Regions from separate parts of the Homo sapiens genome. Here regions 1 and 2 are each linked to region 3. A link is a loop called in an ENCODE intact Hi-C map of the cell type or tissue named here. Cell type or tissue: endothelial cell of umbilical vein. All regions are shown on one strand. Links, peaks and the distances in the headings refer to the core of each region. The heading gives the core; the rest is flanking DNA. Region 1 has its middle 60 kb from the start of LINC02104. Region 2 overlaps PRKAA1 (protein kinase AMP-activated catalytic subunit alpha 1). Region 3 has its middle 31 kb from the start of C7.

The links. Hi-C counts contacts between places; a loop is a spot of excess contacts. Peaks named below come from ENCODE experiments on the same cell type or tissue, not always from the same donor. Only the 100,000 strongest peaks of a DNase experiment are listed, where the experiment ranks them.
Region 1: it touches region 3 in a loop (13-fold over the local background); 43 of 110 quality-filtered maps call a loop at or near these places.
Region 2: it touches region 3 in a loop (3-fold over the local background); 4 of 110 quality-filtered maps call a loop at or near these places.

What each region holds. Positions count from the first base shown.
Region 1 is chr5:39,575,330-39,585,603 of GRCh38, forward strand. No RefSeq gene overlaps it. Among named protein-coding and RNA genes, the nearest start is that of LINC02104, 60 kb to the left of the region's middle. In endothelial cell of umbilical vein, for the core only: a CTCF peak has its summit at 3,741 (motif pointing right); no DNase peak of the experiment used is centred there.
Region 2 is chr5:40,764,647-40,774,862 of GRCh38, forward strand. PRKAA1 (protein kinase AMP-activated catalytic subunit alpha 1) reads right to left here. Exons shown (of 9, transcript NM_006251.6): 4 at 7,073-7,217; 5 at 4,770-4,857; 6 at 2,820-3,044; 7 at 106-592. The region is part of intron 1 of LOC124900968 (a long non-coding RNA gene); the gene reads left to right. Among named protein-coding and RNA genes, the nearest start is that of TTC33, 14 kb to the left of the region's middle. In endothelial cell of umbilical vein, for the core only: no CTCF peak of the experiment used is centred there; no DNase peak of the experiment used is centred there.
Region 3 is chr5:40,873,788-40,884,061 of GRCh38, forward strand. No RefSeq gene overlaps it. Among named protein-coding and RNA genes, the nearest start is that of C7, 31 kb to the right of the region's middle. RefSeq lists an enhancer at 3,478-4,677. In endothelial cell of umbilical vein, for the core only: no CTCF peak of the experiment used is centred there; a DNase peak (open chromatin) is centred at 5,754.

The DNA of each region.
Region 1 (10,274 bases), core at 1,824-6,823, 1.3 Mb before region 3:
CTCACTGCAAGCTCTGCCTCCCGGGTTCACGTCATTCTCCTGCCTCAGCCTCCCGAGTAGCTAGGACTACAGGCGCCTGCCACCACGCCCGACTAATTTTTTTGTATTTTTAGTAGAGACGGGGTTTCGCCGTGTTAGCCAGGATGGTCTCGATCTCCTGACTTCGTGATCCACCTGCCTCGGCCTCCCAAAGTGCTGGGATTACAGGCGTGAGCCACCGCGCCCGGCCTACATTAACTCTTAGAAAATTCAGAAGAGGAAATATTTCACAACTCATTTTATCAAGCAACACATTTCTAGAAAGAAAACTCCAGAATAATATCCCTCATAAACAGTCAAAATTGCTTAAGAAAATTTTGGCAAATTGAATCCAGTGAATAATAAAAAGTAATAATGCTTCATTACCAAGTGAGGCTCATGACAATAATACAATGTTGGCTTAACATTTGAAAATGAATCAATGTAACTCCCTAGATTGACTTACACAAAATACCAAACAATATGATTGATATAGAAGAAGCACTTGGCGAAATTCAGCTTACCTTATGATAAAAACTCTCAACAAACTAGGAATAAAATGAAATGTCATCAAATTATTAAAAGGCTATGTATTAAAATCATATAGTATTGAATGACTTAATATTTTCTACCTAACATTGGGAAAAAGGTAAGAATGGCCTTTTCACTATATCCATTGAATGTCATATTAGGGTAGCTAATACTAAATAAAGCAAGAAAAAGAAATGAAAGACATAGATATTGGAAGGAAAGAAAACTGTTTGCAGACAACAAGATCGGGTACATAGAAAACTCTAAGGAATCTACAAAAACTAATATACAACTAATAGGCACATTCAGCAATGTTGCAAGTTACAAAGTCAATATATAAAAATTAGTTGTAGTTTTACATATTTGCAATAAACAATTGAAAATAGAAGTAGAAATACCATTCATTATAGCATCAAAGAACAAGAGATACTACGGAATAAATTTAATAAAAAACATATCAGACATGGGCTGGGCGTGATGGCTCACGCCTGTAATCCCAGCACTTTGGGAGGCCGAGGCGGGTGGATCACGACGTCAGGAGATCGAGACCATCCTGGCTAACACGGCGAAACCCCGTGTCTACTAAATATACAAAAAAATTAGCCGGGCGTGGTGGCAGGCGCCTGTAGTCCCAGCTACTCGGGAGGCTGAGGCAGGAGAATGACGTGAACCCGGGAGGCGGAGCTTGCAGTGAGCCGAGATCGCGCCACTGCACTCCAGCCTGGTGACAGAAAGAGACTCTGTCTCGAAAAAAAAAAAAAAAAGGAAAAAAAATCACACATGGATAACAAAAACTACAAAATATTGCTAAGAGAAACTAAAGAAAGCCTGAACAAATGTATAGAAATATCATGTAATGAATAAGAACATGGAATACTGTTGAGCTTTAAATTTTCCTAAAATTGGTACATAGATTTAATGCAACCTCAATCAAAATTCCAGCAGCATTTTTTATAGAAATTGATATGATAACTCTCAAATTTACATGAACGTAAAATCTTGAAAAAACCCAAAACACAGTTGTAGGACATACAGTGCCTAATCCTAGGACTATAAAACTATAGTAATCTAGACTGTTTAAGAAAAGACTTATAGATCAAAGGGACAAAAATAGAGTTCAGAATTCAAACTTCACATATGTGTTCAATGACTTTTGACATAAATGTAAAAATAATACCATGGGGAAAGGAGAGTTTTTTTCAACAAAAATTGCTGCATCAGTTGTATATTTTTGTGTGAAATTTTTGAATCTCAAGCCTTATCTCACACTATACATCTAAATTAACTCAAGATAAATCGTAGTCCTAAACAGAAAATCCGAAGCTAAAAATATCATATCAGAAAAGATAGACACACAAATATTTGTGATCTTGGATTACAAAAATATTTCTGAGATAGGACACAAAGGAAAAAATAATAAATTTGACTTCATCAAAATTAAAAATTTGCTCTTAAAGAAACAATTAAGAAAATAGAAGGGAAAGCCATTGACTGGAAGAAAACTTTTGCAAAACGCATGTCTGATAAAGGATTTGTACTCAAAAACTCAATAGTAAGAAGATAATTGCAAAATAGGCAAAAGCTGTATCAATGTCAGGGAAGATGTAAGAACAGCAAATACGCAAGTGAAAAAATATTCAACATTATTAGTCATTAGAGTGATTAAAATCACCAGAGTTGAATAGATCAAGTATTTGCAAGAAGATGGGGCCATTGGAGCTCATCTTTGTTGGTGGGAATACAAAATAATACAATCAGTTTGGGAGTTTGTAATGATAAACATTGACTTTACCATCCAACCTAGCAACTCTCTGGCTGTTTATCCTAGCAACCCTTTTTCTAGGTATTTATCCCAGGGAAATGAAAACACGTGTCTGCACAAAGCCTTGTATGCATACTTACAGCAGCTTTATTCCCAGTAGCCAAAACCTAGAAGCAAGTCAAGTATCCATGAAATACTAATCCACAATAAAAACGAATGAACTGCTGCTATACAGAATAACATGGATGGATCTCAAAATTATTATGCTAAGTAACAGAATCCAGACACAGAAGACTACATCATGGTATGGTTTCCTTTACATAAAATTCTAAAATGAAAACCTATAGTGGCTAAAAGTTGATCAGTGGTCTTTAGGAGTTAGAGGTTACTAGGGTTTGGGAGTGGGGACAAGAGACGTATGAAAATGGGCACATAACACGTTAGGGTGATAGAAATATTCTGATTGTGACTATGGTTAACCAACTGTATACAGTTGTCAAACTTATAAAATTGTACCTTTAAAAATGATAAATTTTACTGCATGTAAATTATACATAAAAATCTAATTAATTTAAAAATAGCTAATAAAAAGTCTTTAATAATACTGTTGTAAGCCTATGTGGGACTCACTGCTACCTGTTGTATGAGTTACACAATTTTAACAATCTGCTCAGGTCACTGCTATTAGCTAGTAATTGTTATGTGCTTACTACATAGCAGGTACTGCTTTGAGTGATTTTACAGTTTTTGCTAATTTAATCTTACCAACAACCCTATGAAGGAAATAGTGTTATCTCTCTTTGACAGATAAGGAAAATGATTACAAAAATTTTAATTAACAGCTAGTAAGTGGAAAATGTATATTTTGAAAGAGGCATTAGAGACCAGATTCTTAACCACTATTATATATTGAGAGGTAAACATAGAAAATGTTACCTGTCAATATAATGCACTATGACTAATCTTAGGTGAAGGGTATATGCAAATAAGTTCACAAATTCAGGGAGGGGGAGGCTTGGCTTGGGAAGACCTTATTGGAAAAAGTAATTCTAGTTCTGAGTCTCACGAGATGGTAAGAATTTGAATTGTTAATTAGTGTTAAAAATGTGATGTCACTGAAAGTCACCTGACATTAGATAACACACTTTACTCCCCATCACACCAATTGTTTTATTCTTGGGCTCAATGATATAAATGATGTTAGTAATAAGGGATGAAGCACCATAGTCTCTTATAAGCAAAGGCTGTATCAATTTGTTAATTGTAATTTTGTGTGCTTTAAAATCAAAGATCATTCTTACATGAAGCTCTAAAATCTCTTATTAGATTCAACATTAAAAGCCATATTTAGAAAGAGTTTTTGAAAAATTGAAAGAAAACACTTCACACTTAAAAAAAAAAAAAGACTTAAAATGCAGTTCTCAATAATTCCAGCAGATGGCAATACAATCATTGTTAAAAAGTTAAGTTTTGCCATCAAAGTGGAAAAAAAGGGCAAATGAAAACAACCTATATCCTTTTTTATTTTGTTTTATTTTATTTTATTTCTTTTGATTTTTCTCCTCTGTGGTCAGCCCTTTTTGGTTGCTAAAACAATTCTATACCTAATGTTTTTAAAGCTACATAGCCTGCTAAGGACCTAATTATGACCTCCCTTAAATGCCAAGATAGAGATACTAATCTGTTTTTTTAGTATTTTTAAGTGTTAAGAACACTTAACATGAGTTTTACCCTTTTAACAAATTTTACAGTGTACTACACAGTATTGTTAACTAGAGGGATAATGTCGTAGACATATCTTTATTCTGTAGAGATAGATGGCTTTGAGTAAGGGATGACTTGGTCAAAATTGTTCGTTAGAAAAATAACTCTGACAGGGAAAGGACAAGTGGAAGGATGTAAAAGAGAGGAGTGTTTGTTAGAAAACAGGAAGAAGGCAAGGGGAAGATCCCGAAGAGTGGTAATGGGAAAACTATGGCTTAGATGAGGAAAATAACTGTAGACACAGAAGGGAAAGAACTGAGCAACTAATTGGATGTCAGACATTCAAAAGAACAAATAGCCAAAGATAACTCCAGTATTTTAATCTGGTTTAGGGGAAAGCTAACCAGAGTATAACAGGAGAAAGACTGAGCTTGGACCAAAGGGAGTATTTTCAGGTGCCCTTGTGCATCTACACAGATTTAACTTAGCAGTTGACAATTGGGTCTCCTGTTTAGATTAAGAAGTAAAATTTAAGAGAGACATAAACACAGAGTGGATATTTGTGGCCTTAGGAGTAGATAAGAAAGTCACAGAGAGATAAAGGCCAAAGTCCTAAGAAACGTCTAGATAACGCTTGCATTTAGGAGAAACCAATGATATGGTTAAGTTTAACAGAATTCTCAGGTGGCTGTAGTGTCTTAGGAGGCTGCAGAGAAGGATACGTGGAACAAGAGTAAGGAATATTTCAATAAGTTTGAGAAGATGATTGGAACAGAGGCCATTGGACTTTAAGAAAATTAATGGGGTAGAAAGCAGATTACCATGAGAAAGGAGTGGAGAGATTGTAAGAAAGTCTGAAATCTCTTTTTAAAAGTTTGATAGTCAAGGGAAGAGAAAGGAAGAAATCATTCCCTTCCAGTAGTTTGACTAGACAGCAGGAAAGGGGAAATCTTTTTTTTTTTTGAAACGGAGTCTTGCTCTGTCACCAGGCTGGAGTGCAGTGGCATGATCTCGGCTCATTGCAACCTCTGCCTCCCAGGTTAAAGCAATAACTCCTGCCTCAGCCTCCCCAGTAGCTGGGACTACAGGTGCGCCCCACCATGCCCAGCTAATTTTTGTATTTTTAGCAGAGACAGGGTTTCACTATGTTGGCCAGGAAGGTCTTGATTACTTGACCTTGTGATCCGCCTGCCTCGGCCTCCCAAAGCACTGGGATTACAGGCGTGAGCCACCGCACCCGGCCTGGAACGGGGAAATCTTTATACAACAGAGGGCCATGAGCATGATTGTGTCTGTGTGAAGGAGACATTTGAAATTATACTAAAGTTGTTTTCTTTTTTTTTTCTTAAATAACATGTAGATAATTTAATGAAATGGCATAGCTTCATTTAACAGAAGTTTTGTGGATTTAAGAAAAATTAGACATATAATTTTAAAGCATATTTTGCAACCTTTCTCATTATTCATTATTCATCCTGTGTCTGCTTGGCTCCTCTCTGCTGCTGATGTCTGAAGCTTTGGGACTATAAGAGTTAGTCATGCTAATTACATCTGTTCTCAGCATCCAAGATCTTCTGATATTGTGGCAAGTGATAAGTCTGAGGGGGCTGTTGTAGAGTCAACCAAGCATTAAAAATCATAGAAAGCTCTAAAGCCTATTGCTCTCTTATGATATGTGAGTATGTTTTCTTGTCAAGGCTTATAGAGAGCTTTTCATTCTATCCTTTCTGCTTTTTTTCCTTAAGGAAAAGAAAAATTAGCTTGCAATGCTGTATCTTGTTGGCAGAATTACCAAGGTATAGAATTTGCTGCTTGCTCCTAGAGCTTTGGTGTTGTGGTGTCATTTGTGTGCAAAGGAATCTGCAAAGGCTGCCAATTGAATCTGTCTAGGGAAAAAATTACATGACTTTGAGAAGCAAACAACCGAGTCTGTCATGAAATGTGATAAACATATGGGTTTCATTAAAAACTCATGGCAAGACAAAGTCTTCAAACACAGAGGAAAGTGGAGAAAAAACAGGAAGAAGGCAAGGGGAATCCCCAAGGAAATTGTATCTATTCTTTATTGCACAATTAAACAGCTTGTTTATATATGCCTAAACATCTATCTCTGTCTTTAATTCTTTGAAATCCTGTGCCATATCTGTCAATAGTTTCATCAAGTGAAAGATGAAATTAACCCCTACCTTCATGTATCCCCACTGACATGTTAGAAGGGCTGTAAATTCTGAGAGCTGCACAATACAAATTTTCATGCAAATCAAAACCCAATTACAGAGGAAGAGCAGGAATCAACTTTTTCTTAAATCTTTAACAATCAGGAATATAATTTTATAAACTGGAACTTATTGCTATTAGGCAGGACATGCCACTTGTTTGCTCCTTTTTATATTTTTACAGAACTGATTGATTGGATGGTAATCACATTATACATCTATTATCCTGATCATTGCTTTGGAAATCATAGGAAGTCAAACTCACAGGGAACATATTCTCAGAATAAACCTTCTTTCAATGAAGCTTGTTTGCTTTGTGGTTTCCTTGGGTTGGATTTTAAGATCCTCAAGGACAAAAAGTTGTTCTTATTCTTTTTTTTTTCTTTTTCGAGACAGAGTCGTGCTCTGTCGCCCAGGCTGGAGTGCAGTGGCACAATCTCAGCTCACTGCAAGCTCCGCCTCCCGGGTTCACACCATTCTCCTGCCTTGGCCTCCCGAGTAGCTGGGAGTACAGGCGCCCACCACCATGGCTGGCTAATTTTTGTATTTTTAGTAGAGACGGGGTTTCACCATATTGGCCAGGCTGGTCTCAAAATCCTGACCTTGTGATCTGCCCACCTCAGCCTCCCAAAGTATTCATTTCTTTTAAACCCTCTAAATCTTTTTATACGGTGTGTTAAAAAAATACTATCTGTTTAACACTTTTTAATTTTAGCAGTCACTTTGGTTTCCTAGCCAACAGCCATTCTCCACTTCAGTCCCAACAGAACCCTGATTGTGTTTGGTGACAAGGGACTATAGGGAGAGAGAGGAGTCCTCCCTTAGACCAAGGGATAAGTGCTTTAAACCAGTTTGGGCAATCCTATCCCCTCACCTATGGTTGGTTTGGAGTGGGACATGTATTGTAAGCCAGTTCTGGCCAATGAGATCTGAGGGGAGGTTTGTTGGGCCTTTGGGATATTTTTCTTCCTCTGCTGTAAAGAGGAAAACATAGAAGAAGTCCCTTCCCCAAACTACTTTTTAATACAATTGTGTGAGGACATCGTGTTTATAGCTGTGGCAAACTCAAGGGGAATCCAAAATAACTGTGGAAAGCTAACACAAACTGATGATACTGTTTAGCTACAGAATTCACCAATGCTGGAAATTACTTCTGGACCTCTGGTGACGAGAGATAATAAATGCCTTCATAATTTTGGATTCTTTGTACCTTGTAGCCGGAAACATTCTAACTGAGGCAGCAATTTAAAAAGGTTTCTCACATTATCTCCTTGGATTCTGCTAACAATTTTTTATTTTAGTCCACAGAAGACATTGAGACTCAAAATGTCTGAATGATATGACTGACGTGACACAACTCTTAGGTAGCAGACTTAACACTGAAATCATAATTTTGATGACCACTGCCATAAGCTTTTTAATGCACTTTTAATTTGTACAAGTCAGGACTAGGAAAGGGTGGCTGAAACGAGGGATGCTGCAATTTTGTGGAAATTTCCTTTGTTCCTCAGGCAGATTCTCCAAAATATTTATGTCTATTGAAGCCTGAACTGCTCCTAACACCTGTCAGAACTCAGAGCGCCCAGACCTCAAGATTTGTAAGGAAGTTCTTCTTCACATTTGTTCTTCTTCTTCCTTGCTTCCCCGATTCTTTCTGAAAGCGTGGTCTGTTCTTATTTCTAATAAAATGCACCTGTTCAGAGTTACTTGAGCGCTTAAACGTACCACAACCTCTCAGGAGAACACCTGCCCGTTCTCTCTCTGGTCTGTCTTAATAGGGCATGGCAAAATGTGATTCTCATTTCCACCTACATTTTCGTAGGATGGGGGTTAGCCTATTTACTTCACACTGGCTCAGACTTAGACCTCCTTAGAATCCATGGGTTCTGCCAGACTCATTCCCACGCTGTTTAGACTTCAGGAATGCCTACCATTAAAGCCCTGCCCCTCCGCCACCTCATAAACGATTACTGGGAGCAAATATGATTATTATTTCTTTTTTTTTAATTGTTACTTTTTTTATTATACTTTAAGTTCTAGGGTACATGTGCACAATGTGCAGGTTTGTTACATATGTATACTTTGTATCAACATGGATTCCTCAGGAAATGAAGCATGACAAGAACTTACAAGCTAGTGCTTTCATGAGGATGGGGGTGCAGTCTCAGGAAACCTAGAGTCAAAGACAGCAGATACATTACAGAACTGGCCATAGCTTTCCAATATACATGGCTGGTTGCTTATCTTGCAGAACATCTTTAGGAAAGTTGTACAGAACTCCTGTGCATCAGAATTGTCTATAGAGGAAGAAAAATGGTGAAACCACTTATCTGCTGGATTTTTCCTCATCTCAGGTCGTGCATGACTCCAAGTTCACTGGCTAAGGGAATGGCTTTCTTGCAGTTTCAGGTTGTATTCTGCTTGCCAGGAAGCCTTGAGGGGAACCAAAGGCTAAATGGATCCTGTAAGGCCAGAGCACGGTTGAACTTTCTCATCCTGGCAGTTGCTGCCACACATGAGATCTATGGGGGTGGCTCTGCTGGAGTTTGATACCTGTCTCTGGGGCTACTCTTGCTGGCTAGAAATCAAAGCAAGTGGTCAAGTGTCAGCGTGGGGGTGTTATGAGCCAAGTTCATTGGATATGAGTGATGCATAAACTGGGTTTAAATCCAATCTTTGTTCTAAACAGGCTGAAAATAGTTCTCTTCTTTTTAATTTTTTTAAAACAGTTGTTATACCTCAAAGATTTCTTTTGTCTTCATTTTGAAGGAGCTGAATCTCCCTCAGGGGTTGGTATCCTCATTCCTGCTTCACCAGGCTTCAGAGCCACAGGTAAATGGACCAGTGCTTATTTTCATGGATGAATAAATTCAGTAATTCCTATTATCCTAAGCATATACAAATTATAAAATCCTATTTTGTATTTTTACTGTGCAGAACATTCTTTCACTGCAGGTGAATGGATTATTTTTAAGAATTTTTTATCTTCTTGCTGTTGGTTAACTTGTGTTCCTACAACCATTACATTTGATTAGAGCGAAATACAAATCTCAAATGTGTTTTGTCTTGCACAATACGTTTTGTTGAATAGGCTGAATTTTTAATTTTCTCCATTGCTTTCATAAAACACAAGTAAACTGATGAGTTTAAATTATATAAATCCAACAAGGATATAAAGCACTAGATTAGTTCAAGGGGAAGGAGATGAGGTTGAAGAAGATACAATTCAGATTATAAAAAAATTATTTTAGTTCTGGGACAGACTTTTGAATTACATTGTTTCTTCTTAGCTAAATTTTCCTATGTTTGTGGAAACTTTTGATAAAAGATTTGCCTTCTTTCAGTGATAAGCCAACTTCCACCAATGGAATTTCTTCTCTGTAAAAAAATCTCTCAGCAATATATCTGGAAACTCATGTCTGAAAGGGCAGATCTGAAGACATAAAGCTGATATAATTCCTGATGTCAGCTTCAAATAATTGAGCTGCATTCCTGCTAGTGCTTGTCACCGACAAATACAATTTATCCAATGATTCTTAGTGAAAAGGATAACATTTGCTGTAAGAAGTCCAGGAATCCCACTCACTATGGCAGGGGCAAGGCTTGTTGTGTCACATTCCCATTTTAACTGCATATTGCATTTTGTTAACCAGGCCCTGCATCTCATGACGTTTGTGATGGAACTAAGGCATTTCAGCTACTCCCATAGCCACAGCCCTGGAGTGATTTATGATTTTGGTGAAGTGCTCTGAGTTTTGGTGAACACTGTTAGAATAAAATATCTTCGGAAGAAGAGTGGCTGCTAGGGGAAAAAGTCAACTAGGAATGACCTCCTAGGTCTAATAATAATCATTTTGGAATACTAGAAAGAGCATGGTGTTAGGATTTTGAAACATTTAAATTTTATTCCTCTCTTCATCGTTCAGTAGACCTTTGTACTAGAATGTGACTTCAAAATTTTCTGAACCTCAGTTTTCTTCTCTGCAAAAATGGAAAAGCTGATAGTAACCTCAAAGGGCTATTGGGAAGATGAAATGAGAAGA
Region 2 (10,216 bases), core at 5,217-10,216, 110 kb before region 3:
CATGGTATAACAAAAACCAAGTCAAAAGTAATTCTTCTATAAAACATTTTATAGACTATGGGTTTGCCAAATATGCTAATAATCAAAATGTTATTTCTTTCTTACCTTCCATTCATAATCCAATTGTTTGATTGCTCTACATACTTCTGCCATAATATCATTTGGTCGACTTTGACTTCTAATTCCTAAATGCCATTTTGCTTTCCTTACACCTTGGTGTTTGGATTTCTGTGGATTTAATTCATCAAGGGTATGGCGTGCCCTTGGTGTTTCAGCAACCAAGAATGGTACTCTTTCAGGATGGGGCCGAGTCAGGTGATGATCATCAAGAAAAGAATCAGGTGGGCTTGTCGCCAAATAGAAATCTTTGGCTTCATTCATTATTCTCCTGTTATCTATTATGAGATGGTAGGCAACTGCCAAAGGATCCTGGTGATTTCTGTTGTAAAGACAGCTGAGAACTTCCTCTTCTGAGCACTCAAACTTTTCACATACTTCTTTTAAGGCTTCATCATCAATCATGGTTGAACTATATGATGGATCCTCAGGAAAGAGATATTTTGGAAGGTCCTGTTTAAACCATTCATGTTCCCTGAGAGAAAAATGGCAGGATCAGGAGAAGGACTTTGAATAGAGCTGAGACTGAAAGTAACAGTTTAGGGAATTTAGAATATGACTTAATTTATATTTATATTCATACTGTATTATTGTCACTTTTTGCACTGAAATTTTCCTCTTCTAGCTCGCACTTCATTGTGTATGTTGAGGGAAATGCTCCAATTTCCCTCCAGTTTTAAGAGGGAGAATGTATTGACACAGCAATGGGGGGAAAAAAGTTATGGGACAAATGACAGCGACAAACAATGAAAAGAACAGCTTATTTCCAGCTTAGAAAGAGAACATATTAGGTAGCTTCATTATAATACTCTTTTGATATAATGTTAAGTGAAGATAATGTAACAACAAGAAAAATAGTAGACAACTACTGAGTACTTACTATATGCTAAGTTTTATGCTAAACACTTCATATACACTATCTCCCCTCATCATCGAAACAATTATATGAAGATAATATCTCTTTGTTTTAAATGAAGGAATTGAGGTTAAAAAAAAAATCAAGGAACATGCTCAAGGTCACAAAGACAGTAAGTGACAGAACCAGGATTATGACCCAGTTCTGTGTGACTGGAAAGGCCATGCCCTGAATGATTTCCTATTCTAATTCCCTAACTTCGTATATTTAAGAATATGTTTGACCTGAACTATGTCACTTTGCTAAAACTAAATAAAATCCAGAGACGAAAAAAAAAACAAGAAAAGAACAATGGTTATCTTCTGGGTCATGGGATTAAAGATAATTTTTTATTCTCTTCTCTATTGTTGGTGTTTTTCTAAGTTTTTTCAATTGTCATGTATTATATTTTAATTGGAAGAAAATAGGTAAAATACAAACAAAAACATTTCTTACCTAGATATCTTAAAATATAAATTTTAGAGAATGATTTGTCCTTTCCCTTTGGTGATAAAATCATGCCGTGCCATTCATGGTCTCTTTTTTAGCTAGTCTAAAACGTGTAGTAAGTGGAAAGTAATCAAGCTTCAAGTTCCACATATAATCTTTCCTTCTTCTTCATTATACTAATGCTTTCATATTTACTATTCCTAGATCCATATCTGATTTCTTTCTTCCTTCTCAGATAAATGTGCAGTCTAGCCATTAGAAGACCAAAAGGACCAAAATTTCCACAGGGGGGAAAAAAAAGAAACAAGGCTTGCAATAAAATTGTTTAAGTCTTCATCAGAAATGGCTCACTCTAATTTGAGAAGAAAATTTGTCATCGTCATTTTTGTCTAATTTAAACTATTAGGTTGAACCAGATGAAACTGGTTATACTGACTTTTACCTACAAAACAGGAATTTTGCATGTAATTCAATGTATACTACCAGGAAAAACATGTCAATTAAATCTCATTCCTTGGGATTAAAAAAAGAAAAAAAATACAATAATTCATGAGATAAGAAATAAAATAGCCACCCACAAATTTACTACTGAAAAGTATTAATCCTAACGCCAGGCATACTGGCTCACACCTGTAATCCCAACACTGGGAGGGAAAGGCACAAGGATCACTTGAGGCCAGGAGTTCAAGACCAGCCTGGGCAAAAATAGCAAGACCTGTCACTACAAACAAAAACAAAAAGCAAAACAATAACAACAAAAAACAGCCAGGCATGATGGTGGATGCCTGTAGTCTCAACTACTAGGGAGGCTAAAGTGGGAGGATCACTTGACCCAGGAGTTACTGGCTACAGTGAGCTATGATCACACCACTGCACTCCAGGCTGGGTGACAGAGCAAAACCTTGTCTCAAAAAAAATAAATAAATAAAAATAAAAGATATACATATATATGGGGCCTCGCTATGTTACCCAGGCTGGTCTCAAACTCCTGAGCTCACATGATCCTCTTTCCTCAGCTTCCCAAAGTGCTGGAATTACAGGTGTGAGCCACAGCACCAATCTTTCATTAGCTTTTTTGTTAATTTAAAAAGTAATATGATGTTCACTGTAAAAATTTCAAAACAAAGATGTGTAAGTAAAAAGTGAAAGCCCTCCCTCTTACGAATCTTACTTCCCTAAGGTAACCAGTTTACTATGTATTTCTAATAACAAAATAAAATAAATGTGTCTATACACTCTATTTTTTTCACATAAAAACAGGATTACACTGTATATTCTGTTCTGCAACTTTTTTTTTTTCACATAACTTTTATCATGGATACTATCAGATCTGATAACTTCCAAACTGCTTTATTACCTGATATCTTTGATTGTGGCCCTCTTCATGGGATCCACCTGCAGCATATGTTTCAAAAGGCTAATCACAGAAGGATTTAAATATTGAGGGGTATAGAAGATCCCATCACATATCTTCTTAAAAAGAGTTGGCACATGGTCATCATCAAATGGAAGGGTTCCACATAATAAAGCATAGAGAATAACCCCACTGCTCCATATATCTACCTCTGGGCCTGCATACAATCTGTAACAGGAAATAACAATTGGATTAAAGAATCATTTTAACCTAAGATTCAGTTCATCAAAAACTTCAAATATGGATATTTCATAAAGAATTCTTAAGCAGAATATGGTTTTTATAGCCACTACTACATGTTACAACGTTAATTCCATCAGTATTATCTTTGAAAACAAAAGTCAAGAAGTTTGTAAATTACACACCATGGCTAAAATTCTGTTCTACTATTTACTATGGCCCTGATGGGATCTGACAATAGGGCCAAATCTTGAACAAACATATCACTATTCAATTTAAAACCATTGGTTTTTGTTACAGAGGAGAGATTAAGTGATATTTCATCAACTGAGAATGTTCTTTAGTAATGGACTCTGAGCCCACAATCCCAATAACACAAGACCCCTTACACCAAGGTGAAAGGATCCTGAGGCTGTGAAAGAAAGCCAGGCAAATTGGTTCACAGAGTTTTTAAATCCCGTTTGCAGTGCATTGTAGTCAAGTGCCTTAACTAGCTGCAGACTAGTTAGATCACCCATTCAAAGCCTGGATTCAGGAAAAGGATTTCTTTAAATTTATGTACTGCTGAACTGATCGATAAATATTATTTTGAAAGTAAAAGTTCTCATACACCAAGAGCTTGAAGAAAGACTTTATCCAAACTAGAAAAATTAAATTTCAGTAATAGCCCATTGCATATATGCACAGTTATAACATTTCTTTTTATTTATTTAAATAACAACTTTCCACAGTCTCCATGTCCTGAATTGTTTTATTCCTAAAAGAATTAAGATAGACAACACCATTTTTTTAAAAATTTTTTAAATAATTTTTGACATTAAGTTAATATTTAAAAAAAAGATGAAACTTGACAAATCTAAAATTAGGTACTCCTGCCTTACTCACAGCCATATTTTTACACAAATCTCATTTCTTTGAGCAGTCTAGGCCAACAAGCTTATAAAAATAGAAAATACTACAGTATTTCTGCATTGAGTTAATCAAGATGCAAAACATTCACACAAATAAGCATGGTTTGGGTGAAAAGTTATTAAAAGTTCATTATAAATCTAGCAAACTTCAGCTTCTGTTTTCAATTTCAGTAGTATAGTGAAGGACAAAGAGTTATTCTTAAAAATATTAAATTCTCCTGTTTTCCAAACTATTCAAAAAGCGACACTGTACAAATATCTTCATGTTCTCAATGCTGGTAGTTAGTAAATTGAGAGGTTAAAATTCTTATAATATTGCAGTCTCTAAAAGGTTTAAAGAACAAAGATTCAACATAAATGAAGTCTAAAGATTACTTCAGCCCAGTTCCCCAAGACATTTTATCATGAAACATAAAGGTACTACAAAATGCCATCTATGTAAAAAATTAAAGCTACACATTACATGTTTAATTTTTCCTCTAAGTAAATAGTAATCCTTTTCTAACTACTAGATATTTCTGTATTATTCAAGTTTCCAGTGTCTTACCTACTTTTTAAACACCCTAGTTTTAAACTTTCCATTTCTTCCACCTGGGAAAAAAATTAATGTACTCTCTTCTAACAACTTTAATATAATGTTGACTTGTAGTCCTTAACCCTCATTCACATATAAATGTGGTTAAGAATAAGCCTTATCTTTCTTTCCTTTCATTAGAATTAAATATGACACTATAGACTAACAAAATCTAGGAGAAAAAGACAATTTCAAATGTATTGAGGGAGGCAGGGTATCAAATACTACCTTCCTGAAATTACTTCTGGTGCAGCATAGTTGGGTGAGCCACAACTTGTTCTTAAAAATTCACCATCTGACATCATGTTTGAAAGACCTGAAAGTGCACAAAATCAGCTACTCAAAAGATTTCCCAAAGACAAAAATTAAAATCCCATTAAACAATAAAATTGAGTTTGCATTAAAATGATAAATCATCATTTTGTTATTTGCTTCAACAAAATCCTATGGTCTATTGTAGCCAAATATTCTGCCATTATGCCCTAAAATGTGTAATCTATTTCAACATTTAAAGTTAGTGCACTGTTAGAGTTTAATACAAATATATTAAGCTGTTGGTTATTTTGCTTATTAGAAAAAACTTGCCATGTTTAAGTTTTATTAATACAGAAATCACTAGGGAAAATAATCTATAACAGATGAATAGAAGGATTAAAATTCAAAGTTCCTATTAAGCCTGTTCTGATTCTTTAAAAAAAAAAAAAAAAAAAAAAACAGTAATTTTGAATTTCAAAGTTCCCTCACAGTTTTACTCCAAAAAGAAACTGTTGCTCCCTCAAAAATGCACCCTATAAAAATAATCAACTGAGGAATAAGAAATTCAAATAATTTAGCCAATTACTATTTTAAAAAAAAACAAAACACCAAAACAACCAGCTCAGGTTTGGTTGGCATTTTCCAGTTAATCTCTGAACATTTAAATAGATATAGTTATAGATATAGATACATAGATGTAGTCAAAACTGAGGAAAATTTTTATAAGAATGTTCTCTGGGCCAGACATGGTGGCTCACGCCTGTAATCCCAGCACTTTGGGAGGCCAAGACAGGCGGATCACTTCAGCTCAGGAGTTCGAGTCCGGCCTGGCCAACATAGTGATTCCCCATCTCCACCAAAAATTAAAAAAAACATAGCTGCATGTGGTGGCCCACATCTGTGGTCCCAGCTACTTGGGAGGCCAAGGTGGGAGAATTACTTGAGCCTGGAAGGCAGAGGTTGCAGTGAGCCGAGATCGTACCACTCCAGCCTGGGTGACAGAGTGAAACTCTGTCTCAAAACAAAAAACAAACAAAAAAAAGTTATCTGATTTGAACTAAAACCAACCTAAAGAAAAGAAGAGATTCCTTTTTCTCTTAGGTTTAGTAAGGTCAATGGCAATTTATATAGGAAATACAGAAAAAATAAATTCTTTTTTTTTTTTTTTTTTTTTGAGACCGTGTCTCACTCCGTCGCCCAGGCCGGACAGGCGATCTCAACTCACTACAACCTCCACCTCCTGGGTTCCAGCAATTCTCCTGCCTCAGCCTCCAGGGTAGTGGGGACTATAGGCACGCACCACCATGCCCAGCTAATTTTGTATTTTTAGTAGAGATGGGTTTTCACCATGTTGGCCAGGCTGGGCTCGAACTCCTGACCTCAGGTGATCCGCCCGCCTCGGCCTCCCAAAATGCTGGGATTACAGGTATAAGCCACCACGCCCAGCCAAAATAAATTCATTTTTAACAATCAAAATGTTCTTTAAACAAATTATAATTTACTATCATTTAAAACATTTTTAAATTTTTAAATAAATTTTTTTAATTAAAAAATTGTTTTAAATAATTTTAAATAATTAAATTCACATAGTTCACTTCTGGTTTTTAAGGTTTTAAATAATTCCATCCCACTCACTTTCCTTCTTCTCCATACTTGATTCTTTTGAACATACTGGAAATAAAGCTGCTACCTTCTCTTTCACAAATAATACTCTTTTCAAATAGTCTCTCTAATACTACCAACTTAAGTTGTTTAAAATTTAATTTTAAAGATATTTAAAGAGCCAGGTGCAGTGGTGCACACCTGTAATCCCAATACTTTGGGAAGCTGTGGTAGGAAGATCACTTGAGGCCAGGAGTTCAAGAGCAGCCTGGACAACATAGTGAGAACTTGTCTCTACAAAAAGACAAAACAGCCTGGCATGGTAGTGCACGCCTGCAGTCCCAGCTACTCAGGAGGCTGAGGCAGGAGGGTCACCTGGCCCAGTAGTTTGGGGATGCAGTGAGCTATGATCACGTCGCTGCCCTCCAGCCTGGGCGACAAAGCGAAACCCTGCCTCTATAAAATAATAGTAATAAAGACATTTAAAGCTAAGAAAAGATGATTTCTTAGCTTTTCTTCTTTTTGTATCTTCATAGACAAAACAGAATACTTTGATATACTCAGTCTATTACTTTATGTAATCTTTTACAGTTATCTGAAGAATTCTAGGTAGGTTCATTGAAACTATAAGAACATTAGAAATGAACGTTAAGAAACTATAAAATTATCCTTACCAAAATCAGCTATCTTTGCATTCATGTGTGCATCAAGCAGGACATTTTCAGGTTTCAAATCTCTATGGACCACCATATGCCTGTGACAATAATCCACACCAGAAAGGATCTGTTGGAACAGACGCCGACTTTCTTTTTCATCCAGCTAAGAAAAGTTAGAGAGGCTTTTTAAAGGTGTGTCTTTCAAAGTAAATTGTCCTATCTATAATTCTCCAACCTATAAAATTGTCAAAATACATGAAAATCTTCCCAATGAACTTCACTTATGAGATACTTTTGACATGAGGAGGAGATACCTGCAGCACAAAACAGAAATGCTAAGATGGTCTTGGAACCCAAATCAGTAACTCAAGTTTCTAATATTATCATTTGCATATGACTACATTGTAACAGCTTGCCTTCCTCTATATCTCATGAGTTATTTCAAATAATTTCAATATCTACTTGAAATTTGGCATATTTCCTTTTATAAGCGGCAAATGTTTACTCTTTCATTCTTTTAACAAATTACTGAATACCTTCAACGTGCTACACATTGCTTTAGACACTCATTACACAGCAATGAATAAAACAAAGGCTAATCTAGTTGATGAAAATAGACTAATAAATATAGTCAGAAGGAGTGATACTGTTTTGAAGAAAAATAAAGCAAAATATAGGTGCAGTGAGTGATAGTGGGGTGAGGGACACTATTTTAGACCATGAGGAAGTAATATTTAAGCACTATTCATAAACCAGCAAGCAACTATGTTGCTATATGTCCTAAAATAGAAGACATTTTAACAACAAACACCTTAATTCATTTAATAAAATATCATAGCATTTTATCTTTAATATGCTTGCTAAAAAAAAAATCTTACATAGCAACTACCTTTTCATTTTTGTTTTTTGTGTTTTTTTGGGGGGGCGGGGTTTTAAATTTATCTATATTTTGAGATCCAGTCTCGTTCTGTCATCCAGGCTGGAGTGCAGTGATGCCATCACGGCTCACTGCAGCCTCGGCTTCCCTGGGGTCCCGCAATCCTCCCACCCCAGCCTCCTAAGTAGTTGGGACCACAGGCACATGCCACCACGCCCACTAATTTTTGTATTTCTGATAGAGACAGGACTTTGCCATGTTGCCCAGGCTGGTCTCGAACTCCTGAGCTCAGGCAATCTACCGCTTCAGCATCCCAAAGTGCTGAGATTACAGACATGTGCCACTGCATGCAGCCTGAAGTATTTTTTTTAAACTTCTCTATGTATCCATATATTATTACCACTTTTTTCAACATAAGTGACAGCCATTACTTGGACATGCCTGCTCCCAAGAAGTCATATTTAATAAATAAGCTATTAATCCTCTAGGCGAAGGACTCCAATATGCAATTCTCTAACACAGGTCACAAATTAGCATTCTAAAACCAGACTTACACCTTAAAGGGCATGGATAATATGGGAGAAAATACAAATCAGTAATTTATTTTGAAACAAGAAACTATTATAAGATACCATTCCTCTAGAAAAATACTAATCCTTTAGCATTCTAATACTTTTATTTCTAGATTTGTAGGTTCATGGGGAAAAAAAAGAGTATCTGTTCAAATATGAAAAAATAGGAGAAAACTTGATTAAACAAAATATAAAAAGTAAAATAGACAGGCTACAAAAATGAAAATTATACTGTATTAGTAACAAGTACAATTACAAAGGATGGAGAAAGGGATGTCTATAAAGGAAGGTTAGAAAAGTCAAAATACATTTCCAATTAAATGTAACAGATTAAATCTTTTGTCTCCAACTCTTGAAACATCACTAAAATGACATCAGCAATAAAACAGGCATATAAAGACAAAAAGAACAAAAGAGACAGCAGTAATCAAGAGGAGTCACCAAGGATGACAATAGATAAACAGTAATAAAGACTAAGCCTACAAGAGAAAGCTAAAACCTAAGCCTATAGGGGTAGAAACCAGTAAAAAATAAACATCTGCATACAAAGCCTGGGAAGCCTTAGAAATTGGAAACACAGGGAACTGCTCAAGGTAGAAGTGAGAGATGAGCTGAAAACAGGACAAGTGCTTGAAGTAAGAAGCTTTTAAACTCACCCATATTGGGGAATAAGACCTATAATTTACTCTAGTAAGGCTGAACCAGCTCTGCTCTCAAGGACACCAAGGCAGGGATAAGGCATCCTAAGGAAAACATGGGGGCTAAGACAAAGTCAACATACTAACTAGTGAGACTTGCATCTCTTTTCTCCACTCAGCTCCTGGAGCACTGGCAGCTAAGCTAAGGCCTTTAAGGAAATGGGAAGGTTTCTTCTGGAGCAAATATCTGATCCAAGAAAACATATTTGTTATTATTAGCATTTGGTATACAGTAATAAAACAGACAAGTCCCTACCTATTCAAGCTATGAGAAAACCCAGCAATCAGTAAGTCCTACCCACATGAGCCTGGCATTTAATACCCTATTCTTAAATATTTAGTGGACAGCCAAGAATCACCAAATATCTGAAGAAGGGCCATGCATCAAAGACAAAAATGAATAAAATGAATGCAGAGAGCACAGAAGGTACAGAACAAGACGGAACAGAGGAAGACTTTTTTTAAAATGCCATCCTCAGACTAGGTTATTATATCTGTGAGGCAAATAACAGCAGACTAAAAAAATGAAAATTTCAGAAAATAAGAAACTTTTGAAATAGAAAATACGGGTGCTGAAATTTTAATATTCAACTGGTAAAACTGAAGAAATACCCACAAGGTAAAACCAAGAAATAAACAACAACAGAAAAGATAAGAAAAATATATATCAATTGTGCCTGTTTCCCATTTCTCCAGGCAGAATTTTTTTTTTTTTTTTTTTTTTGGTAAGGAGAAGCAGGAGTAAAGGGGAGTACCTGAAATAGAAATGAATCATGTTAAGAAATAGTAAAATCAAAATTAACTTGGTTAATAAGTTTGATTTTGATAAAAGTAAATAGACATGCTATATAGAACAAATGAATGAGTAATGTAAATAACTTAAAATTGAGAGAAAAGCTCTCTTTTCAGGGCTAGCTACAGCTCTCCCACAAAGGGGCTTTTGCATACCACATAACCTGGGTATGAGAAAAAGTATGGGCAGAGGGCAGTGTTGAGTTTTTGTATCTGTAACTTA
Region 3 (10,274 bases), core at 3,457-8,456:
GGAGAAGGAAAGTGATGGAGTTGCCTTCTGCAGGTCTTTGCTTCCTGTTTTTCTCAGGGAAGTAAGAGGAGAGGTTATTTGCTAAAAATGAATGGGTCAAAGATGAATAATGGCTATTGAACATTTACTATGTGCCACAGAGGGCTTTGCATACAAAATCATGCACAATCCTTTTGATAGCCCTATTACAATTCTGCTATACAGATGGGCACATTGATGCTCCATTGGATTCTCCTGTGCTCAGTCTCTAGCATCTATTCTGAGGTTCCTTCTCTATTTCTCCACTTCAGTGATATCCCTCAGTGGCCTGACTGTAAATATTATCTGCAAGACTCACCTCCAGATCTACACTTCTAGTCCTGACTTGTGCTGCAAATTCCACCCAATAGTTTATCTTGCATTTCCAAAAAGGGCTCTTGATAGGAATCTCAAAACTACCATGGACAAAATAGAACTCTTCCTAACCCTGCACCCCAGCCTCCCCACAACCTGTCAAAATAATGCTAAAAATTCAGAAATTATCTTGAAAGTGTATCTTCCCTTTCTTTTCCAACTCACTTCAACCCCATCCCAAATCATCAAGAAGTCTTGTCAATTTAATTTCCCTAGTATATTTTGAGACCATCCACCTCTTTAACATCTCCACCACCACCACTAGTCTAGTCCACCAGCTCTTCGTACATGGACCACTGCAACAGTGTTCTAACTGCCATCCCTGCTTTCACTATTGCCTCCCTGCAACCCATTCTCTGCATTTCAACCAGATTGAGGTATGTGTGTATACACGGGGAAATTTAAAAACATATATATAATATAAAAAATTAGCCAGAAGTTGTGGCATGTTCCTGTAGTCCTAGCTACTTGGGAGGTTGAGGTGGGAGGATTGCTTGAACCTAGGAGTTTGAGGCTGCTGTAAGCTATGATTGCACCACTGCATTCCAGTCAGGGCAACAGTGAGACCCTGTATTAGAAAAACAAAACAGAGGCTGGGTGAGGTGGCTCACGCCTGTAATCCCAACACTTTGCGAGGCCAAAGCTGGCAGATCATGAGGTCAAGAGATTGAGACCATCCTGGCTAACATGGTGAAATCCCATCTCTACTAAAAATACAAAAATTAGCTGCGCATGGTGGCACGTGCCTGTAGTCCCAGCTACTTGGGAGGCTGAGGCAAGAGAATCACTTGAACCTGGGAGGCGGTGGTTGCAGTGAGACGAGATCATGCCACTGCACTCCAGCCTGGTGACAGAGCGAGACTCCATCTCAAACAAAAAAAAAAAAAAAAAGAAAAACAAAACAGAACAGAACAAAACAAAACCAACAACTACCACCACCACTACCACCAACAAAAACACAAAAAACCCCACACACATAAATAGAATAGTATATCACTTTTCTTTATGCTACCACAGCAGTTCCAAAAGTTATCAATAATTTCCCCATCTTTATCTATTTTCCCAATAACACATTTTCTTTTTTTTCTTTTAAGTATTTTAAAGCAAATCCAAGATATATCATTTCAACCATAAATGTTTCAGTAGATATCTCCAACAGGTATGAATTTTAAAGAGTAAAACCAGTATGGAATAATTACACCTAAAAATGATCAATTATTTCTCAATATATGCTTTGTTATTTAATTATCATTAAATTAAACACATTGCATTTGGTTGGTATGCCTCTCTAGCTTTTTTTTTTTTGTTGTTGTGTTTTGTAAGACTATACTAGTATACCCATTTTATCCATTTGTTTTTGGAAAATAAAATGTTATTTATCCTGTAGAATACTCCACTTTCTGTATCTAGCTAATGGATTCCTTGTAGTGTTGTTAAACATGTTCTTCTAACCTCCAAATTTTCTGTAAACTGGTAGGTAGAGCTTGAGGCTTAGTAAGATCCGGGTTCAATTCATTTGGAAAGAATACCTCATAGGTTGTACTGGGCTTTTCCTATTGCATGACATCAGGCGGCACAAGTCTTGTTAAGATTGATGAGTATTTTCAAGTCAAAATCATTTCTAAAAAGTTTTAAATCACATCACTTATATATTTCTTGATTAAAACTATCTAGTGGCAACTAATTGCACTTAGAATGAAATCCAAATTCTGCAATTTAATTTGCAAAACACTAAACGGGCTGGGTGCAGTGGCTCATGCCTATAATCCCAGCACTTTGGGAGACCTAGGAAGGTGGATGGCTTGAGCCCAAGAGTTTGAGACAAGCCTTGGCAACGTGGCGAAACCCCATCTCTACAGAAAGTAAAAAAAATTAGCTGGGCATGGTGGCATGCGACTGTAGTCCCAGCTACTTGGGAGGCTGAGGTGGGAAGATCAGTTGAGCTCAGGGGGTCAAGGCTGCTGTGTCATGATTGCACCACTGCATTCCAGCCTGGGTGACAGAGCAAGACCCTGCCTCAAAAAACAAAACAAAACAAAAAAACAAAACAAAAAAAAAAACAGCCCCCAGCCCCCACCCACCAAACCAAAAACAAAGCACTACATGACCTGACCTGGACTGAATGTGTCTCCAAGCAGCATCTCATACCACTCATCCCTTTATTCATAAAATCTAGCCACATTGCATTCACAGTCTTCCCAAAAGAAGACTTCCATCTAAAATGTTCTCCCCGCTGGCTGCGGTGGCACATGCCTGTAATTCCAGCACTTTGGGAGGCCAAGGCGGGTGGATCACCTGAGGTCAGGAGTTCGAGACCAGCCTGGCCAACATAGTTAAACCCCGTCTCTACTAAAAATACAGAATTAGCTGGGCATGGTGTCACGAGCCTGTAATCCCAGCTACTCGGGAGGCTGAGGCAGGAGAATTGCTTGAACCTGGGAGGCAGAGGTTGCAGTGAGCTGAGATCATGCCACTGCACTCCAGCCTGAACAACAAGAGTGAAACTCCACCTCTGTAATCCCAGCATTTTGGGAGGCTGAGGCAGGTGGATCATGAGGTCAGGAGTTCGAGACCAGCCTGACCAACGTGGTGAAACCCCATCTCTAATAAAAATACAAAAATTAGCCAGGTGTGGTGGCCCGTGCCTATAATCCCAGCTACTCAGGAGGCTGAGGCAGGAGAATCACTTGAACCCGGGAGGCAGAGGTTGCAGTGAGCCAAGAGGGAACCACTGCATTCCAGCCTGGGCCACAGAGTTTGCTTTGTTTTCAAAAAACAAACAAACAAGCAAAAACTCCATCTCAAAAATAAAAAAAAAAAAATAAAATGCTCTTCTGCTCCTATTTTGGCATGATCTGCTCCTCCTTGTCATTAATAGTCAGATAACATATTTCAGATTCATTTTTCTTGTCATTCAGATTTCCCTGACCACTCCCTTTAGAGTATCTACCCTGTCATTCTCTATTACATCACCTTATGCTAATTCTCTGCATATAACTTTCTACATTTGCCTTTTTTTTGGTTTATTTATATGCTTGTAGTTTTCTTCTCCCAACATCTCAAATTATAAGTTTCATGGGTCCTTTAGTACCCAACATGAAAACATTTATATCGTGTTTTACTCCACGTTCGTTATTTCAATCAAACCTGAATCTTGTCTCTAGATGAACTGTCACCACATTCAGATTCTTTTATAACTTGTTCAAATGTTTAGGGTCTTTTCATTTATAGTCTCACTACTCAAAATGTGGCCCTCAGATCAGCAGCATTGACATCACCTGGGAGCTTTTTAGAAACATAGACTCTGTTATAAATAAAGTTTTGGTGCCACAAAATAAATGGCACTCAAATATAAAATTTTCTTTTTTTCTTCTCAGCAAGGCAATTTACTCCTATAGAAGGGTGCACCCTCACAGATGGAGCAATGGTGAGTGCACAGCTGGACAAGGGAGGGGAAGGGGTTCTTATTCCTGAGGCATGTGGCCCCTGCTGCTGTGTCGTTCCCCTGTTGGCTAGGGTTAGACCGCACTGGCTAAACAAATTCCGATTGGCTAATTTAAAGAGTGACAGGGTGAGTGGTACGGTGGGAAAAATGGTTATGGCAGAGTGGAAATCTGAATGAGTCAGGGTGGGGAATGAGTCAGGGCAGAGCAGGTAATCAGAGTGAGTCAGGGTGGAGCAGGTAATCAGAATGAGTCATGGTGGAGCAGGTAATCAGAATGAATCAGGATGGAGCAGGTAATCGAAAAAGATTGCTTTACGAGGAAATTAAGTTTAAAAGTAGAAGGCAAAGAATTGAACATACTGACATACTGATTCTTTGAAGAGAAATTCAGAACTCATATCTAACAACTCTCAGGCTACATCCCAGATTATGATTTAAATAATAATCTCAACGTGAATGATACCTGGAGGTTACTTGTTCACCTAAAGTTTGAGAAGCACTGGCATGTAGTCAGTAACTATTAGCCCTAATCTGTGCCTCTCTGTAATGCAACTCTAATGTACCTTATTTACCTAATTTCTTTCTTTCTTTTTTTTTTTTTAGACGGAGTCTCGCACTGTTGCCCGGGCTCTAGTGCAGTGGCGTGATCTTGGCTCACTGCGATCTCTGCCTTCCGGGTTGAGGCCATTCTTGTGCCTCAGCCTCCCGAGTAGCTGGGACTACAGGCACTTGCCACCACGTCCAGCTAATTTTTTGTATTTTTTAGTAGAGACGGGGTTTCACATGTTAGCCAGGATGGTCTCAATCTCGTGACCTCGTGATCCGCCCGCCTCGTCCTCCCAAAGTGCTGGGATTACAGGTGTGAGCCACAGCGCCCTGCCTATTTACCTAATTTCTAGAGAAGTCAAATTATTCATTGATGGCCTTCCAAACACACCCAGAGCTGTACCACTCCTACCTCTGAAATACCTTTTCTCTTCTCCTTCAAATATCAAATTATTTCCTTTTATTTTAGGTGAAGACTTTTCAGAGCATCATACTCGCTGGAGACCTTTTTTTCTCTTCACTGCCTTGCACTGTTACCTGCTTAGGTAATTCTTTCCCCACCCCTTGAGGAGGGAGGACATTCTCCTGTGTGTCTTATTACCCTTTTTCAAGATGTAGGCCTTTAACATAATAGGTTTTTATTATATATGTATGAGGCTTCTATTTCATTGTTTCCTAAACAATATTATTCTAAGTCTTGGAGTAGTTCCCTACAGAACTGCATAAAATAATATTGATTGGGCCGGGTGCGGTAGCTAATGCCTGTAATCCTAGCACTTTGGGAGGCTGAGGCAGGTGGATTACTTGAGGTAAGGAGTTGAGACCAGCCTGGCCAACATGGTGAAAACCCCGTCTCTACTAAATATACAAAAATTAGCCGGGTGTGGTGGCGCATGCCTGTAATCCCAGCTACTTGGGAGGCTGAGGCAGGAGAATCGCTTGAACCCGGGAGGTGGAGTTTGCAGTGAGCCAAGATTGTGCCACTGTACTGCAGCATGGGCAACAGAGGGAGACTCCATCTCAAAAAAAAATTGATTGAATGCTTGTTACATTCTTATGTTCCAGTGTGCTGCGTACATTTAAATAATTTATCTCGTTTAGTCTTCACAGTGGTCTTGTGGGTGGACATTGCCATATGATTTCACCTACAAGGAAACGTAGACTTCAAGATTAAGGGACTTGCCCAAGGAGCTGAAATTTGTAGCGAGTTCTCTAATTCCCTACCTGAGCACATTCCATCCCCTCACGGTTCCTCTTTCTGTAAGTGTGTGGAGGTTTCCTCCTCTTGTTCCTTAGTGCTTTGCATTTTATGATCGTGCATCACTTTAAGAAAAGAGAAAATAAAAATGGGAACAATCTATATATTTTCAGATAATCTGGGTCCAAAATTTAGGAAAACATTATTATACTGCCACCTTCTGGATCTTTTGAATACTTACACATTAATAACGGATATCTGAAACCAGGTCTGTCCAACTCTTTCAAATCTCGTGGTGACATATTACATTTTGTTTATAATTATTTTTCTTTAAAGACAGAGACAGTAAAAACATTTCTTTAGTGAATTGAGAGAGTTCTTCTCAACTTAATACATATCAAATATGGAGGATAAAATTAAATGTATTCAGAGGTTGGTTATTATTTTTGTTTGTAGAGGATGGAGAAAAACGTGTACAGTTAAACTTTACTAGTAATTCAACAGCCACTTTTTTTTTTTCGGAGACCAGAGTTTTATTATTACTCAAACCAGTCTCCCTGAGCATTCAGTGAGCAGAGTTTATTTATTTTTATTTTTATTTTATTTTTGAGACCGAGTCTTGCTCTATCGCTCAGGCTGGAGTGCAGTAGTGCTATCTCGGCTCACTGCAACCTTTGCCTCCCATGTTCAAGCGATTCTCTGCCTCAGCCTCCTGAGTAGCTGGGCTTACAGGCGCCCACCACCACTCCCAGCTAATTTTTGTATTTTTAGTAGAGACCGGGTTTCACCGTGTTGGCCAGGCTGGTCTAGAACTTCTGACCTCAAGTAATCTGCCCGTCTTGGTCTCCCAAAGTGCTGGGATTACTGGTGTGAGCCACCGCACCTGGCCCGGAGCAGAGTTTTTAAGGATAACTTGGTGAGTGCGGGGAAGCCAGTGAGCCAGGAGTGCTCATTGGTCAGAGGTGAAATCATAGGGAGTGGAAGTTGTCTTCTTGGGCTGAATCAGTTCCTGGTTGGGGGCCACAAGATCAGTTGAGCCAGTTTATTGATCTGGGTGGTGCCAGCTGATCCATCAAGTGCAGGGTCTGCAAAATATCTCAAGCACTGATCTTAGGAACAGTTTAGAGAGGGTCAGAATCTTGTAGCCTCCAGCTGCATGACTCCTAAACCATAATTTCTAATCTTGTGGCCAATGTTAGTCCTATAAAGGCAATCTAGTCCCCAGGCAAGAAGGAGATCTGCTTTGGGAAATGGCTGTTACCGTCTTTGCTTAAACTATAAACTACAAACTACAAAGTTTCCCCTAAAGTTAGTTCAGCCTATGCCAGGAATGAACAAGGACAGCTTGGAGGTTAGAAGCAAGATGGAGTTGGTTAAGTTAGATCTCTTTCACTGTCTCAGTCATAATTTTGCAAAGGAGGTTTCAATCCCTCCCTTTGGGTTTTATAACAACTTAATCTTCAGGTCAACAGCCACCTTTTGGCCGTTAGGTTCAACCTCTTCCAATTACAGTTTTTAAGATTAATGTTAATAAAGGTGTGGGTATAAAAGCACATTCACTGCATGTGAGGGTATAAATTATTATTGCCTTTGGGGAAAGCAATTATATTTTATTCATAAAAAATAAAAATAAAAGCCAGGCATGGTGGCTCACCCCTGTAATTCCAGCAGTTTGGGAGGCTGAGGCAGGTGGATCACTTGAGGTCAGGAGTTTGAGACCAGCCTGGCCAACATGGTGAAACCCCGTCTCTACTAAAAATACAAAAATTAACTGGGTTTGGTGGCTCATGCCTGCAGTCCTAGTTCCTTGGGAGGCTGTGGCAGGAGAATTGCTTGAACCCAGGAGGCAGAGGTTGCAGTGAGCTGAGATCATGCCACTGCACTCCAGCCTGGGCAACAGAGCAAGACTTCACCTCAAACAAACAAACAACAAACAAAACCATGGAACTTTTGACCAAGAAAATTTACTTTATGAATTCTACTTACGTATGTTCTTTTTAATGTCTGTAAAAATGTATATATGTAAAAGATGTACAATTTTACATTGTTTATAAAAGATTAGGAAAACCCAGAATACTTAAGAAAATGATGATACTATGCTTATGCAATGTCATTCTATGCAAGTGATGTGGTTTTGCTGTGTCCCCATCCAAATCTCAACTTGAATTATATCTCCCAGAATTCCCATGTGTTGTGGGATTGACCCAGGGGAGGTAATTGAATCATGGGGATTGGTCTTTCCTGTGCTATTCTCGTGATAGTGAATAAGTTTCACAAGATCTGATGGTTTTATCAGGGGTTTCTGCTTTTGCTTTTTCCTCATTTTCTCTTGTCGCCACCATGTAAGAAGTGCCTTTTACTTCCCACCATGTGGAACTATAAGTCTAATTAAACCTCTTTTTCTTCCCAGTCTCTAGTATGTCTTTATCAGCAGCATGAAAACAGACTAATACAGTAAATTGGTACTAGGAGTGGGGCGTGGCTGAAAAGATATCCGGAAGTGTGGAAGCAACCTTGGAAGTGGGTAACAGGCAGAGATTGGAACAGGTTGGAGGGCTCAGAAGAAGACAGGAAAATGTGGGAAAGTTAGGAACTTCCTAGAGAATTGTTGAATGGCTTTGCCCGAAATGCTGATAGTGATATGGACAATAAAATCCAAGCTGAGGTGGTCTCAGATGGAGATGAGGAACTTGTTGGGAACTGGAGCAAAGGTGACTCTTGTTATGTTTTAGTAAAGAGACTGGTGGCATTTTGCCCCTGCCCTAGAGATTAGTGCAACTTTGAACTTGAAAGAGATGATTTAGGCTATCTGGTGGAAGAAATTTCTAAGAAGCAAAGCATTCAAGAGGTGACTTGGGTGTTGTTCAAGGCATTCAGTTTTATAAGGGAAGCAGAGCATAAAAATTTGGAAAATTTGCAGGCTCTGTGATAGAAAAGAAAAACCCATTTTCTGGGGAGAAATTCAGGCCAGCTGCAGAAATTTGCATTAGTAACAAGGAGCCTAATGTTAATCCCCAAGAACATGGGGAAAATTTCTCCAGGCCATGTTAGAGACCTTCACAGCTGTCCCTCCCAATCACAGGCCTGGAGGCCCAGGAGGAAAAAGTGGTTTTGTGGGCCAGGCCCAGGGTCCCCATGCTGTGTGTAGCCTCGGGACTTGGTGCCCTATGACGCAGCTGCTCCAGCTGTGGCTGAAAGGGGTCAACGTACAGCTTGGGCTGTGGCTTCAGAGGGTGGAAGCCCTAAGCCTAGACAGCTTCCATGTGGTGTTAAGCCTGTGGGTGCGCAGAAGTCAAGAATTGAGGTTTGAGAACCTCTGCCTAGATTTTAGAAGACGTATGGAAATGCCTGGATGCCCAGGCAAAAGTTTTCTGCAGTGATGGGGCCCTCATGGAGAACCTCTGCTAGGGTAGTGCAGAAGGGAAATGTAGGGTTAGAACCCCCACACAGAGTCCCTACTGAGGCACTGCCTAGTAGAGCTATGAAAAGAGGGCCACCATCCTCCAGACCACAGAATGTTAGATCCAACAACAGCTTGCACTGTGCACCTGGAAAAGCCACAGACACTCAATGCCAGCCCATGAAAGCAGCTGGGAGGGAGGCTGTATCCTGCAAAACCACAGGGGCAGAGCTGCCTAAGACTATGGGAACCCACCTCTTGCATCAGTGTGAGCTGGATATGAGACCTGAAGTCAAAGGAGATGATTTTGGAGCTTTCAAATTTGACTGCCCCACTGGATTTCAGACTTGCATGGGCCCTGTAACTCCTTTGTTTTGGCCAATTTCTCCCATTTGGAACTGCTGTATTTACCCAATACCTGTATCTCCATTGTATCTAGGAAGTAATTAGCTTGCTTCACAGGCACCTAGGCAGAAGGGACTTGCTTTGTCTCAGAAGAGACTTTGAACTGTGGACTTTTGGGTTAATACTGAAATGAGTTAAGACTTTGGGGAACTGCTGGAAAGGCATGATTGGATTTGAAACGTGAGTACATGAGATTTGGAGGGCTAGGGGTGGAATGATATGGTTTGGCTCTGCCCACACCCAAATTTCAACTTGAATTGTATCTCCCAGAATTCCCACGTGTTGTGGGATTGACCCAGGGGAGGTAATTGAATCATGGGGGTTGGTCTTTCCTGTGCTATTCTTGTGATAGTGAATAAGTCTCACAAGATCTGACGATTTTATCAGGGGTTTCTGCTGTTGCTTTTTCCTCATTTTCTCTTGTTGCTGCCATGGAAAAAGTGCCTTTCACCTCCTGCCATGTGGAACTGTAAGTCCAGTTAAACCTCTTTTTCTTCCCAGTTTTTGGTGTGTCTTTATCAGCAGCATGAAAACAGATTAATAAAACAAGTGTCTTAAAAAATGGTATAAACATGCTGGCAATAATAACTGATATTATAAGAGCTTTGTAATGTGTTTTAAATATTGGCCTGAAACTGGGAAATATTATACAAAATAAGTACCATTTTCATATTTCTTACTAGCAGATATTTATGCAGTAAAAACTGCATTTTGGTTTCTGCTGCTAGAAGAGAGATGCACTCAGATTTTTAAAAATGGAACATGAGGCAGTAAAATATAATCTTAGCTTTATAATCTATGATACAATAAATAAGATAAAAATAAATTGAGTATAAGTTGTACTATGTAGTTTCTACTTAATACAAATATGAACTAACAAAAAGAAA